Linked DNA regions of Homo sapiens: region 1 is linked to region 2. A link is an interaction called in ENCODE POLR2A ChIA-PET data of the cell type or tissue named here. Cell type or tissue: PC-9. All regions are shown on one strand.

The links. ChIA-PET counts read pairs that join two places held together with the same protein. Peaks named below come from ENCODE experiments on the same cell type or tissue, not always from the same donor. Only the 100,000 strongest peaks of a DNase experiment are listed, where the experiment ranks them.
Region 1: POLR2A ChIA-PET joins it to region 2 with 11 read pairs; 1 of 35 experiments calls an interaction of 5 or more read pairs at or near these places.

The regions. Positions count from the first base shown.
Region 1 is chr10:92,798,058-92,806,057 of GRCh38, forward strand. No RefSeq gene overlaps it. Among named protein-coding and RNA genes, the nearest start is that of EXOC6, 46 kb to the right of the region's middle. In PC-9, no CTCF peak of the experiment used is centred here; a DNase peak (open chromatin) is centred at 1,744; H3K4me3 peaks cover 582 bases; H3K27ac peaks cover 623 bases.
Region 2 is chr10:91,887,467-91,895,466 of GRCh38, forward strand. No RefSeq gene overlaps it. Among named protein-coding and RNA genes, the nearest start is that of FGFBP3-AS1, 17 kb to the right of the region's middle. In PC-9, no CTCF peak of the experiment used is centred here; a DNase peak (open chromatin) is centred at 4,325; H3K4me3 peaks cover 755 bases; H3K27ac peaks cover 714 bases.

The DNA.
Region 1 (8,000 bases), 910 kb after region 2:
CATAATCAAAAAATAAAAAACAGTAGATATTGGTGTGAACGCAGTGATTAGGGAACACTTCTACACTGCTGGTGGGAATGTAAACTATTACAGCCACTATAGAAAACAGTGTGGAGATTCGTTAAATAACTAAAAGTAGAACTACCATTTGATCCAGCAATTCCACTACTGGGTATCTATCCATAGAAAAAGAAGTCATTATACGAAAAAGATACTTGCACACGCATGTTTATAACAGCACAATTCGCAATAGCAAAATTGTGGAACCAACCCAAATGCCCGTCAATCTGCAAGTGGATAAAGAAACTGATATATATATATGAATACTACTCAGCCATAAAAAGGAATTTGCAGCAACCTGGATGAGAGTGAAGACTATTATTCTAAGTGAAGTAACTCAGGAATGGAAAACTAAACATCATATGTTCTCGCTGATATGTGGGAGCTAAGCTGTGAGAATGCAAAGGCATAAGGATGATACGATGGACTTTGGGGACTTTGAGGGAAAGGTGGAAGAGGGTTGAGGGATAAAAGACTACAAATAGGGTGCAGTATATACTGCTTGGGTGGTGGGTGCACCAAAATCTCACAAATCACCACTAAATAACTTACTTATGTAACCAAATACCACCTGTACTCCAATAACCAATGAAAAAAAAAGCCTATAGGATCGCTTGAGGCCAGGAGTTTGAGACCAGTCTGGGCAACATAGAGAGACCCTAGCTCTACAAAAAATAACAACAAGAAAAAGTTGGTCAGATGTGGTGGCATGCACCTGTAGTCCCAGCTATTTGGGAGGCTGAGACAGTAGTATTGGTTGAACCCAGGAGTTTGAGGCTGTAGTGACCTACGATTGTGTCACTGCACTCCAGCCTAAGTGACAGAGCAAGATCCTATCTGAAAAATTAAATTAAACTATATTATTATTATTTGAGACAGAGTTTCACTCTTGTTGCTCAGGCTGGAGTGCAATGGCACAATCTCGGCTCACTGCAACCTCTGCCTCCCGGGTTCAAGTGAATTGCCTGCCTCAGCCTCCCAGGTAACTGGGATTACAGGCATGTGCCACCATGCGCAGTTAATTTTTTTTTTTTGTATTTAGTAGAGATGGGGTTTCACCATATTAGTCAGGCTGGTCTCAAACTCCTGAGCTCAGGTGATCCACCCTCCTCAGCCTCCGAAAGTTCTGGGATTACAGGTGTGAGCCACTGCACCCAGCCAAATTAAACTAAATTAAAAAGACCACTCTAAGTTAAAACTTAGTGAAAAGGTAAAAGTCCATTTAAAGATATTCCAAAAATGGAACATACACTCCTCTGCCACACACTCTGCTCCTAAGGTTTTTCCCTCTACCCTGCTCCTTGTTTCTCATGGCCTGTCCTGGCCGTGGATGATTCCTTTACCCCTTCTCACCTCACAGTATAGCTTCTTCTCATTTCAGGCAAGGAACAAATGTGGCACATCAGAGGCAGGTGGTCCAGAGCCCATGGTATAAAACATCATGTAATGAAATCTCAAATGTCAAATCTCATCTGTGAGATAAGTTACCATGCAAAGCAGGATATGAGTACAGAACTGGCACCTTCTTCTCTACTGCAGCATTTCATAAAGTCATGTATGGAATATCTTTAATAATAAATTATGCAATGTAGAATTATAGTAACCTAAAATATTTTGAAATCGATTTCTGCTTCCTTCCCTCTCACATTGACCAGACAAGCCTGGCATCTATCCAAAAAGGATTTTTAATTAGTGAGTCATTAGGCTGTGTAAAAAGAGCTAACCTTGTGTAAAGGTTCTCCCTTTCACAAAACAAAGAGGCTTCAATGACCAAAACTCATTAAAGTGAAGATTAAACATTTTAACACGAAGAGTGCCCTAATTCAGCAAATTTTATTTATTTCCAAATGTAGTGCTACCGACAATGAAGGCAATTCGAAAAGTCATAACCCAAGACAATTATTGTGCAGGGCTTTTGGAGTTCCCTGTAAATTTTCTCCGGTGACCTTAGAGCCCACGCTGGACCACATAGCCAAATATTTGTATTAGGTGTTCCTGTGTTTAGCACACTAATTAAAAAGATGGAATTCTTTGATTCTATCTCAAATCATTTTACTTCTAATCTCTTTCTGGAAAAGCCTGCTGAATAAATGGAACTAAGAGTAGGCTTTCTGAAAAGAGCCTTTACTGTGTTGCAATAAATCCAGGGACTTAGGACATTAATGTACTTGAAGTGCTCTTAATGTGTCAATGGTGCGGAGCATCCTTAGAGTCCTATTTCAGAGACCTTTACCTTGAAGGTTATAAATTCTTTGAGAAATTACTATAATGGGGACAAGCTTTACCAAAGGAAACATCGAGTTCAAACATAGCTAAATGCACTGGCCAGAAGGGCAGGGTTAAGGACAGGTGAGGAAGCCACGACACTTTGAGGCATTGACACAAAAAAACTTGTTTGCAGTGAGGTCACATGACTGGCCCTGAAATCTACACCGAGGAAACCAAAACACCATTTTAAATCTCTCCATTGATCCTAAAATAATATATTTCTCTTCCTTCTTTCTGTTTACAGTTTAGGAGTGGGAGGGGCCTTAGAGAGCACCTGTCTGAAGGGTAGGCTGAGGACCGCTTGCATCATAATCACCTGGAGGAATTATACAAAATGAACATTTCCAGTCCCAAGCCCATTCCTATGGAACCAGAATTCTTGGTGCTGGTGGTGGTGGGGGGGTGGCAGTTTAGGGAACTTAGAATCTACATTTTTACAATTTTTAAAATAGTTATTTATTTTTTAAAAGCAATAATAAAATCATTATGTTAATGCACATTGCATATCATATGAAAAAAAAATTATATCATCCCAAACAACAAATAATGTAATTTAAAGTCTTCTGGCAGCCACATTTTAAAAAGTGGATATTATTTTACAATTTGGCTATCATTTTATCATTTCATATAGTGGTATCACTTTACATTTTTGCAAATCTCTTTAATATCTTATAATATTAACATTAACAGAGGACAGCTGGGCTCTTTTCTGCTTCTGCATTGCATCTGTTATGTTGTGTGGTCGAAGTCTGACCTCATATAGATATGTAGTTGAAAACAAAAGAGGGGTATTTTAATAGCATTTTCAGATCATTGTGAATTTTTTTCTTTGCAATTTTACCAAAACTATATAAATAGCAATTTCTTAAAGGATAATTACAATGTGAAATCTGAAATCATATAATTGATTATATCATTGCCTATATCATTATTATATTATTACATTGATATATTATCTACTAGGAATCTGAATTTTTGTTAACCAGCTACTTAGTGTGATGCTTATACAGACTATAGTTTGAGAACCATCAAATCTAATTCAGTCCTTTTGTTACACAGAGGTAAACTGAGGTCCCATGAATGTATCTTTTCTTCACTTAGTCCAAAGGCCTTTCCTTTTTTGATACTTGTTAGTGAGTAATAAACTGCTAGAAACATAATGGGGACCTGTACATTTCTCTAAATTCCTCTGTAAATTCTTTGGGTCCAGTAGGCCTATTCCAAAGAGGAAAATGGGGAGAATGGGGGAGGATGGGGAGAAAGGTTAACCTTTCCCATTTTCCCCATTCTGGATATGTAACCTTTTTCCCCATTGGGTATCTGGATAGGGTAACCTTTCTCCCCATTATTCAGTGGGCAAGATATTCAGGGAACTCAATAGGAGACAGAAGCCAAACCAGAAAGCAAATGACTTTCTTTATATGAAGAGGCAAACCTGGGTCTTCACAACTTTGTAATTGCTTTAGTTTTCACAGATTCCTGATACATTAGACCAGAGTGAGATGTTGGTGTCTTTGATCAAATCATGACCCCTCTCAAAATGTGTGCAAACATTCATATTTATGCCAGTATTTCTTTATGTAGTTTTACTAGAGCTTTCTTTCCTCCCCTAGACCAAGGTGAAAAAGATTTTTAAAGTTGGGTCTCCCCTGAAATAAAGATGCATTCCCCAGGAGGGGGAGGGAGAAGAGTGCTCATGTTGCATCCTCCCAAAACAGAGACCAGTAGCTGACACCCAATATCCGTTCTCACTTTCTACCATAACAGAATTTGCAGCTATGCACATGGCCCCAGAATTAAAACTACATTTCCCAACATCCCTTGCAGCTAAATGTTACTTAGTCTAGCCAAAGGGATGTAAGTTGAAATGCCAGATGGCATTTCTGGAAATCTTTCTTAAGAGGTAACTGGTGTTTGCTCCTCACAGTTTCTTATTTCCTTGCTCCTGGAGAGAGCTGACGGGCGCTTCATCATGGGCCATGAGAACAAGGCCTAACTAAGTGTAGGGTCCTTGGAATGGTGAGCAGAAAGTTGGAAGGAGCCCGGGACCCTGAGGACTTTATAGAGTAGGACTAGCATCTCAGTCTGGGCTTACTTTTTTGATTGTTACATGAGAAATAAACATCATTCTAGCTTGTTTGAGCCGCTGTTATTCTGGGTCTCTATTACTTGCAGCTAGCTCTAACCTCACGGACACCTCCTTTTGTATGGGAGAAAAGGATGACTAGTTGTAGAATCCTCATAGGCTGCCAGTTGTCCTATGACGTCACCACCTATAAGAGCTCTGCAGTGTGCAGCAACAATGAAACAGTGGTGCGTGCCTAGGGAGTCTCTGGGGAGCGTGGCATCTCCCAGCTGCCCATGGAACAGGTGGGCTTGCTTGGCATCCTGGGCATGCATGGTGTTTCCAACTAGATGGAGGACAGGAACCTCACTCTGCTTGATTCCTTGGCTCTGCCCTCCCCTAGGTGACCTGGGTGGGTGTAGCTTCATTGAACCTGGAGGATCACATTAGGAATGGACAGTACCTGTCAATTTGTCTCTGTAGATAGGTGTTTAATTGTACTAGAGATTCATTTTTAACACTTTAGCTTTAACATGTTTATATTTGTGTGTTATAGTGCACTTTATAATCGATTTGTATTTCTCTTAATGTTTCACTAATTTTTACCTGTTTTAGCTTTGATATAATTTTATTCTTTTACATCTGAGTTTTTGGTTTTTAATCTGGTTTATTCTTAGCTATTTTAATTTATTTGCACTGTTATTATTTTCCACTTTTATCTTATTATTTTATTGTTTCATGTTTCATTCCTTTAATCTTTTGATTAGATTTTTTAAAATCTACTTCTACTTTCTTTTTACTTATCTTTTTTAAATTTTTAATTTTTTTTAGAGACAGAGTCCTCCTACCTCAGCCCCCTGAGCAGCTAGGACTACAGGCACTCATCGCCATGTCTAGCTTATTTTAAAAGGTTTTATTTATTTATTTTTGAGACTCACTGTCACCCAGGCTGGAGCGCAGTGGCACAATCTCAGCTCATTGCAACCTCTGCCTCCTGGGTTCAAGCGATTCTCCTGCCTCAACCTTCTGAGTAGCTGGGATTAAAAGCATGTGCCACCACACCCAGCTATTTTTTTTTTTTTGTATTTTCAGTAGAGACGGGGTTTCCCCATGTTGGTCAGGCTAGTCTCGAACTCCTGACCTCAAATGATCTGCCCGCCTCGACCTCCCAAAGTGCTAGGATTACAGGCATGAGCCACGGAGCCTGGCTTAAAAGTTTTTTTTATAGTGACAGGGTCTCACTGTGTTGCCCAGGCTGGTCTCAAACTCCTGGCCTCAAGTGATCCTCCCACCCACCTCGGCCTCCCAAAGCATTGGGATTATAGGTATGAGCCACAGTATCTTTTTATTTATCTTAATGTTACTAACATTTTCTTGGCATCCAGTTTTAAAAATTTTATTGTTACTTTAGCTTGTGATCTTTTGATTCTTGTGGTTTTAGTTCAATCTTTTTTTTTTTTTATTTTTTTTGAGACAGAGTCTCACTCTGTCACCCAGGCTGGAGTGCAGTGGTGTGATCTCGGCTCAGTGAAACTTCCGCCTCCTGGGTTCAAGTGATTCTCCTGCCTCAGCCTACCGAGTAGCTGGGATTACGAGCACCTGCCACCACGCCCAGCTAATTTTTGTATTTTTAGTAGAGACAGGGCTTCACCATGTTGGTCAGGCTGGTCTCGAACTCCTTACCTTGTGATCTACCCACCTCATCCTCCCAAAGTGCTGGGATTACAGGCATGAGCCACTGGGGCCAGCCTCAATATTTTTTTCTTCAAAGTTTTTTCTTGGCTGGTTGTGGTGACTCATGCCTGTAATCCCAGCACTTTGGGGGCAAGGCAGGAAGATTGGTTGAGCCCAGGAGTTCGAGACCAGCCCGGGCAACATAGCAAGACCCTGTCTCTAAAAAAAAAAAAATATATATATATATATACACATATATATAAAGTTTCTTTCTTAAATTTTTTATTTAACCTTTTCAATATTAATTTGTTTTATTCTTTAATATTAATGTGTCATAAGTTTCTCCTTTAAATTTTGGGCTTCTGGCTTTCTTTCTTTTTCTTTCTTTTATTTTTTTTGAGACAGAGTCTCACTCTGTTGCCCAGGCTGGAGTGCAGTGGTGCAATCTTGGCTCACTGCAACCTCTGCCTTCTAGGTTCAAGTGATTCTCCTGACTCAGCCTCCCAAGTAGCTGGGATTACATGCGCCTGCCACTGCGCCTGGCTAATTTTTGTAGTTTTTAGTAGAGATGGAGTTTCACCATCTTGACCAGGCTGGTCTTGAACTCCTGACCTCGTGATGCACCCGCCTCGGCCTCCCAAAGTGCTGGGATTACAGGTGTGAGCCACTGCGCCTGGCCCTGGCTTTATTTCTTAATTTTAGTAATCCCATTTCTTTTATGCTTATTTTTAATTTCCTATTCATAACTCCTGAATTTATTTTTATTCTTGATCTATTTGTTTTAATGGTAAGTAGAAAGTATGGCTACAAATGTGAAGCCATGGTATTCTAAATCCTCATTCTCTAACTTGCTTCTTCAACTAGGAGTACCTTGGCTGCAGGCTGGGGGATGAAGAAAGGGGAGGAGTCTGTAGTTTCTCTAATGGGTCAAAAGGTACTGGAACTATAGGATAAACATTGCATTTTCTTGAAGGATTCATTTTACTCAAAGTTCTAGGAGAACTTGTATCCTTGATGATCCTTGAAGAAAAGGGAAATTCTTTTTCTTTTTCTTTCCTTTTTTTTGTAACAGGATCTCATTCTGTTGTCCAGGCTGGATGATCATAGCTCAATGCAGCCTTGAGCTCCTGGGCTCAAGTGATCCTCCTGCCTCAGCCTCCCAAGTAGCTGGGACTGCAGGCATGAGTCACCACACCTGGCTAATTTTTTTATTTTCATTTTTAGAAAGGATGAGGTCTCACTATGTTGTCCAGGTTAGTCTTGAACTCAAAGCAATCCTCCTACCTCGGCCTCCAAAATGATGGGATTACAGGTGTGAGCCACTGCATCCAGCTGATAAATTATTAATATATGGAATCAAAATGCAGTGTCAACTTTAAAAATTCACCCCAAGTGTCAAAAATTGGTAGACTCAATGTAGTGACATCTCCACCATACACCAATGAGAAAAAGAAAATCTTCCAGATGACATTTGTGTCCAATAAGTAAACTGAAATGCTTCTGCCTTCTCTTTTCCTCCTCTTTAATCCTCCTTTTAAAATTAAATTCCCGGCCAGGCGTGGTGGCTCACGTCTGTAATCCCAGCACTTTGGGAGGCCGAGGTAGGCGGATCATGAGGTCAGGAGTTGAAGACCAGCCTGACCAACGTGGTGAAACCCCGTCTCTACTAAAAATATGAAAGTTAGCTGCCCGTGGTGGCGCGCGTCTGTAATCCCAGGTACTCAGGAGGCTGAGGCAGGAGAAACGCTTGAACTTGGGAGGCAGAGGTTGCAGTGAGCTGAGATAGCACCACTGCACTACAGCCTGGGTGGGCGACAGAGCAAGACTCCGTCTCAAAATAAATAAATAAATAAATTCCCGCCTTCTTTCAGCCAACCTTTGACAAGCCTTTCTGCTTCCCCTGGATTTGTTAATGCACGATCATTCCATCACA
Region 2 (8,000 bases):
CCCTCGCCCGGCGTTAACCCTGTGCGCGCCGGGAGCTTCGCCCGGAGCATCGCAGCATCGCGCAGCGCCCGGAGCCCGGGGCCCTCACAGCTCCACCGGTGCCCGGAGCATCTATCTCCCCGCGGGCGGTGCTGCCACTCGCCACGTTCACATTCCTCCACGTGCACGCGTGACTCTTTTGGTGTTATTTTTAAAAATCTCACTATTTAATCGCCATGTTTACCTTCCCCAGAACCACATAGTCTCATCGCAATTCAAATAATTTAGAAAACATTTTAAGATAATCGTGGAGCCCACGAAGCCAGTGCAACGTAGGTGGCTTCCCTTGCTGGAAGTCACCGCACCGAGGCCAGAAGAAGGTAGCCAGCGCCCAGGCAAGCGCTTAAAACTGCAGCCTCCTCCACACCTTTGCACGTGGGGAAACCGAAGCAGAACCCTGTCTCTTTCACTTTTCTTCCCTTCGCTAAGACTTTTTTATATTTGTAAGTGGAGGCGCGATCCAGTTAGCTTTTCTCCAAACTTTTAATGTAGAAAATATGCAAATCTACAAAAAAGTTGAACGTGTAGTGCAGTAATACAATTAACACCTGTAGATTCTTCACCTAAATTCACTTCTTAGCATTTTGCCCTACTCGCTCTATCCTTTGTCTGTATAGAGAGATTCCTCTCTCCTGCATTATTTGAAAGGAAATTGCAGACCTCATGACAATTTGCCCCAAAATAATTCACATGCAGCAACTAGGAATAAGTACATTTTCTTATGTACCAACAACACCATTTATCACACCTAAGAAAATCAACGCTAATTTAATATCTCCTAAAATATAGTCCTCATTTAAATTTTCTTATTTTTCCCAAAATGCCTTTTAACTAAAATTTTTTTTAAATCCAGAATATGTTAAAGATTCATGCATTGCATTTCGTTATGTTATTTGCTTTTTATGATAATTTTGTTTTAAATTTTAATTATTTTCAGCCTGTATAGCATATTTCTGGAATTTAAATTTGGGGGCTGTAGTTATTCTAGAACTGTGTCTAGTTAGCACATTTAAAAACCAGGCTTTTGAGGGAAATTATTTGTTGCTGAGCTTCTGGTACACACAAAAAAAGGGAGGTTTCCTAAGCAGACCACATTTGCTTCCCTGGTCGGGGGTCTGATGCAATAAAACCCCCTTTCCCAGGATTTCTCTTCCAGAGTCAAATGTCCCATAAATAAAGACATTTAGTCTTTTCATTTTTTCTTACCTCCCGTTTAGATCTTGATGATTTTCTGCTGCTTTACAACAGCCCTGCCCAAACCCAAATTAAAACACTCTCTTTTCTTCTTCTTTTTTTTTTTTTTTTTTTTTTTGAGATGGAGTCTCGCTCTGTCGCCCAGGCTGGAGTGCAGTGGCGCAATCTCAGCTCACTGCAACCTCCGCCTCCCAGGTTCAAGCAATTCTCCTGCCTCAGCCTCCCGAGTAGCTGGGCCTACAGGTGCACCCGCCACCAAGCCCGGCTAATTTTTGTATTTTTAGTAGAGATGGGGTTTCACCGTGTTAGCCAGGATGGTCTCGATCTCCTGACCTCATGATCCGCCAGCCTCGGCCTCCCAAAGTGCTGGGATTACAGGCATGAGCCACCGCACCCAGCCTAACCATTCTCTTTTCTCTTGTTAGATGACAATTAAAAACATTTTTAGGTTGGGTGTGGTAGCTCACGCTGTAATCTCAGCACTTTGGGAGGCCGAGGTGGGTGGATCACTTGAGGTCAGGAGTTTGAAACCAGCCTGGCAACATGGTGAAACTCCATCTCTACTAAAAATACAAAAATTAGCCGGGCGTGGTGGTGGGTGCCTGTAATCCCATCTACTTGGGAGGCTGAGGCAGGGGACACTTGAACCCAGGAGGCGAATGTTGTGGTGAGCTGAGATTGCACCACAGCACTCCAGCCTGGGCAACAGAGCGGGACTCCCTCTCAAAAATAAAAATAAAAAAAATTTAAATCTTCACAAGCCCTGTTGCTCTTCTTATCCCATATGTGGACCTCGGAATTCTTTCCCTCTAACCCCATTGCCTTTTTCTCCACGCCTATCTATAACAAATGTCTATCAAGTGCTAGCTATACAGCAAACACTATATTAAGTGCTTTATACATATGTCATCCTCAGAACAGTCTTATAAAGTTAGCATCATTAGTATTACTTCCATTTTAAAGATGAGAAAATTGAGACTTAGGATAAGTAATTTGTCTCCTAAGTGTGACATGGCAAGACATCACTGGGTCTTGAACGTTGGTTATCTGACTCCATAGTCTACATTCTCAGTGGTCCCCAACCTTATTGGCACCAGGGACCGGTTTTGTGGAAGACAATGAAACTAACTGTCCCATCTCAGATCATCAAGCACTAGTTAATTTCTCATAAGGAGCACTCAGCCTAGATCCCTCGCATGCACAGTTCACAATAGTTCTCATTCCTATGAGAATCTAAGCCTCCGCTGCTCTGACAGGAGGTGGAGCTCAGGCGGTAATGCCCACTCGCTGGCCACTCACCTCCTGCTGTGCGGCCCAGTTCCTAACAGGCCAAGCTCAACCCGGAGGTTGGGGATCCCTGCTCAGTACGACATACTACCTTTGAGACTTTTAGCTTCTCCAGAGCCCTCCCTTTATTTAATACGTGAAGAGCCTGTAAAATTGGGAGGTATTTCCATACATCAGATTACTTTACTGTGCCACTATTTTCATAAGTCGTTTGGTAGAAAGTGGTGACACTCATGTGCCTATATTAAGCACGAGGCCAATATTTTCACTAAATGTCATTTAGGAAACCCATATCAGCTACTACCTCACTGAGGCATAGAACACCACTGGTGACACTCTAGGGAGTCAGAAAATATTAAATCATCCCCCAAGCCAGTAGTTCTCAGATGTCTAGAATTCCAAGACTAATAAAACCTTCTAAGACATTTTGGGGAAAGACATAAGGTTGCCACTTTGATACTTTGCCAAGTGAAGACATTAAACTTTTCAAACTACCATCTATAATACTAGCATCATCATTTTATTAAAAAAAAAAAAGGATATTTTAAACCCACCTGCCTCCACCCCTGCAAAAAAAAAAAAAAAGGACATAATCACAGAATAAAGAATAATCCTTAATCTGATCAATTCAGTGCTACCAAAATTCACTATATTGTCCTTGTTTTTCTCATTTTGTGGTAGACAGGTCTAAGCATCATCATGAACTGACTTTGGGTCTGCCCATAGAGGCTGGCACCATCATCTTACAAAGAAGGTGATGATTCATCAGGCACATCTTTATGTTAGCCAGAGTTACCGTGATGGAGTCTGCAGGCAAAGATGGAAGGGATTAGGCCCCTCTGTCTAACAAAAGCATGGAAAGTGGCTCCTCCTCATTAAGGCAGAAGCTCTGATGCATGTGGAAGGCTATGAATTTGGGACTGGTAGAAAGGCATTCTGGCTGAGCAGAAACAACGGATTAACAGAGACTAAAGGACTGAAGTATTTGGTGGAGGATGTTCAAGGTCTATGGCCTGATGATGAGACAGCTATGCTGTATTGGAAAGACCTTGGTTCAAGTTTCAGCTCTGTTTTGTGTCCTTGGAGAAGTCACTGAATGTCTCCGAACCTCTTTTCTCATTCACAAAATGCCATCAGATGAGGTAGATAAGAAGAGGATGTACAAAAAATGCTTTGTAAATTAAAAAAAATGATAAGAATTATTATTGTTGAGTTGTTTTGTTTTTTTGTTTTTTCAAGACAGCATCTGGCTCTGTCACCTAGGCTGATGTTCAGTGGCATGATCATAGTTCACTTCAGCCTTTAACTCTTAGGCTCAAGTGATCCTGCCAAGTAGCTATGACTACAGGCACATGTCACTACACTTGGCTAATTTTTAAAATTTTTTTTATTTCTTTAGAGACAGGATCTTCCTATGTTGCCCAAGCTGGTCTTGAACTCCTGGCCTCAAGTGATCCTCCACTCCTTGGCCTCCCAAAGTGCAGGGATTACAGGTGTGAGTCACCATGCCTGGCTGTTTCTTCCTTGTTTGTTTTGTTCTGTTTTGTTTGTTTTGTTCTGTTTTGTTTTGTTTTGCTTTTATGATAAAGACTTTAAAACAAGTATATGTGTTACAATTCTGGAGGCACAAGGATTTCATTTTGGAGCACTATTTAGATTTCATACAAGTTGGAAAACAAAGCAGTGGCCTTTGGAGATTTCATTCTTAGGCATGTGGGTAGAATACAGCTCCTCTCTGTTTTAAGTCAGTGCCAGTTCCAGGCTTCCTGGCCCTATCTAAGGGGTTGGTGCCTGGGAAAAGGCTGCAGTAAAGGTCAGAGGTGACCTTGCACAAGGGTAATGAGTCAGTGTGTGTGCATCCTTCATGCTCATGACAGTAGCACAAGCTTTTAAGAGGAGCAGTACTACCCTTATGGCCAGATGAGAAGGGCCACTGCCTAAGCCTGCTCTGGAGAGGGTCCTGCATATCACAAACACATTTACAAAAAAAATATTAAAGAGCACAAAAGTTCGTCCATCATTTGGGAGGGCTTGGGTCTGCCAGTACAACACGACCTGGCCATACTGTTTAGTCCCCAGGGAAATTCTTCTCCATATTTCTTGTCCAATGTTCTCAAAACAAAAGGGACTGCAGGTGACTGCTCCCGATGTTGGCAACTGAATTACTCCAGAGCATGATGAACTTGGTCGGCAGAAATCCTTGGGAATGAGAAAGGGTAAACTTGTCATGTCCTTCCTCTCTGATACTAGGAATGCAGTAGATTCTTGCATTACGACTTTTATTATTTTTTTATTTTTTGAGATGGAGTCTCATTCTGTGGCCCAGGCTGGAGTGCAGTGGTGCCATCTTGGCTGACTGCAACCTCTGCCTCCAGGATTCAAGTGATTCTCCTGCCTCAGCCTCCCAAGTAGCTGGGATTACAGGTGCGTGCCCCCATGCCTGGCTAATTTATATATATATATGTGTGTATATATATATATATATATATACATACACACACACACATATATATATACACACACATATATACATATATATACACATATATACATATATACGTATATATGTATGTAATATATATACATATATGTACGTATAATATATACATATATACATGTACATATAATATATACATATATACATGTATATATAATATATACATATATCTACGTATATATATATATTTTTTTTTGAGACAGAGTCTCCCTCTCTCGCCCAGGCTGGAGTGCAGTGGCATGATCTCGGCTCACTGCAAGCTCCGCCTCCCGGGTTCACGCCGTTCTCCTGCCTCAGCCTCCCGAGTAGCTGGGATTACAGGCACCCACCACCACGCCCGGCTAATTTTGTTTTTGTATTTTTAGTAGAGACGGGATTTCACCATGTTAGCCAGGATGGTCTCGATCTCCTGACCTCGTGATCTGCCGGCCTCAGCCTCCCAAAATGCTGGGATTACAGGTGTGAGCCACTGCACCCGGCCAATTTTTATATTTTTAGTAGAGACGAGGTTTCACCGTGTTGGCCAAGCTGGTCTTGAACTCCAGACCTCAAGTGATCCACCTGCCTCGGCCTCCCAAAGTGCTGGGATTACAGGTGTGAACCATCGCACCCAGCTTGGCAGAAAGTTTAATATTTCATTTTCCATCAAAATTCCTTCAGATGGAGAAACTAGACATTTTTATATGCTAAGCACAAAGCCAAAGTTCTGCAGCTACTCTCATGTTTCACAACTATCTTCATGATTAGCTTTGGCCAGTGAAGAGACTTGTGAAAGGACACATTTAGGTTCTCTATTAAAGGAAAATGACTATCACTTGTGCATAAAAGGATCACATGAATCACTGGAACTGCAAAAAAAAAAAAAAAAAAAAGCTGAATAAACAGCAATTGACAGTATTCCACAATAACAACTAAAAGCCAATATAAAAAACATTGATATAATATTCCTAAAATAATAATAAATGTTCAATACTTAGCCAAACACAATGGCACTTTTCATGGTATTAACAGCACAATATTTACAGAAATAATGGGAAATTTCTAGATTTAGTAAAAATGGTTTCAAAAGCTAAAACTAGAACAGCCAAACATGGAAGATAGTTAAGAAATAATAAAAGATTACCATGTGGATGAAGAAGTCAAAATGAAACTATTAATTTAATGGACAATAAAGTAGGAGAAAAAAACATATAATTTTATTTATTTTTGTTTAACTTTTATTTTAGGTTTGCCGGTACATGTGCAGGTTCGTTATATAGGTAAACTTGTGTCATAAGGGCTTGTTGTGTGGATTATTTAGTCACCCAGGTGCTAAGCCTAGTACCCAATAGTTCTGCTCCCCTTCCTCCTCCCACTCTCCACCCTCAAAAAGGCCTCAGTTTCTGTTGTTCCCCTATTTGTGTTCATGTGTTCTCATCGCTCAGCTCCCATTTATAAGTGAGAACATGTAGTTTTGCTTTTCTGTTCCTTGTGGGCGAAAGATTACCTAGGTGCCGAGGCAAAAGACTGAAGGCACAAACTGTTTCAGTATAATAAAGAAAATAGTTAGAATAAAAATAGTCATAATACAAATTAGATATAGAGATGATCATGGATAATTATCAATCATTATTATAAGCATTATTAATCATTAGTTCTTAATATTACTCTTTGTTGTATTACTAATATAACCTAGGAATAACCGGCGGGTGTAGGGTCAGGTGCTGAAGGGACATCGTGAGAAGTGACCTAGAAGGCAAGAGGTTAGCCCTCTGTCACACCCGCATAAGGGCCGCTTGAAGGCTCCTTGGTCAAGTGGTAATGCCAGTGTCTGGGAAGACACCCATTACTTAGGCGACCGCGAAAGGGAGTCTCGTTTCCTTGGAGGAGTCAGGGAACATTCTGCTCCACCCGCTTCTTGTGGAAGGCTGAATATTATCCAGGCCTGCCCGCAGTCATCCGGAGGCCTAAACCCCTCCCTGTGGTGCTGTGCTTCAATGCGCACGCTCCTGGTCCACTTTCATGTTCCTCCTGTACTCCCGGTTCCTCTTTGAAGTTCGTAGTAGATGGCGGTCGAAGAAATAGTGAAAGTCTTAAAGTCTTTGATCTTTCTTATAAGTGCATAGAAGAAAATGCTGACGTATGCTGCCTTCTCTCTCTCCTTCAGCTACATAAAAGGGAAAGCACCCCTGTCCTATGATCATGTGACTTGCTTCACCTTCTCAATCACTTATAAGATTAGTCCTCCTTACGCTGCCCCCTTTGTCTTATATACAATAAATATCAGCGCGCCCAGCCGTTCGGGGCCACTACCGGTCTCCACATCTTGGTGGTAGTGGTCCCCGGGGCCCAGCTGTTTTCTCTTTATCTCTTTGTCTTATGTCTTTATTTATTACAATCTCTCGTCTCTGCACACGGGGAGAACACCTGCTGAGCCCCATAGAGCTGGACGCTACAGTTCCTGCGTTAGTTCACTAGAATAATGGCCTCCAGCTCCATCCATGTCCCTGAAAAAGACATGATCTCATTCTTTTTATGGCTGTATAGTATTCCATGGTGTATATGTACCACATTTTCTTTGTTTAATCTGTCATTGATGGGCATTTAGGTTGAAAATCATACATATAATTTTAGAAAGTGATAGTTCAACTAGTTTGTAACAAGAACAAAAGGCATGTTGAACAACTAACACTTATTCTTTGTATGTTGAACTGGCAGAAGAAAACAAGAAAATCAAAATTGGTGTTTCATTAGTTTCATGCCTATGGTAAAAAGTACAGGTTTTAACTCAAAACCTGTTGCCTAAAGAATTGAAAAAAGAAGCAAACCTTTTAGTTGTAGGCACTGATTTAGAACATTGCTGAGGGCAGGCTTATAATGGTGCTAACACCTTTGGTAAAGAGAAAAATGTACATCCAGACTTTTGGCCAAAAATCCAGAAGCATTCTTTGTGCTCTACACTAGCACTGTCCAACAGAAATATAATGCAAGCCACACATGTAAT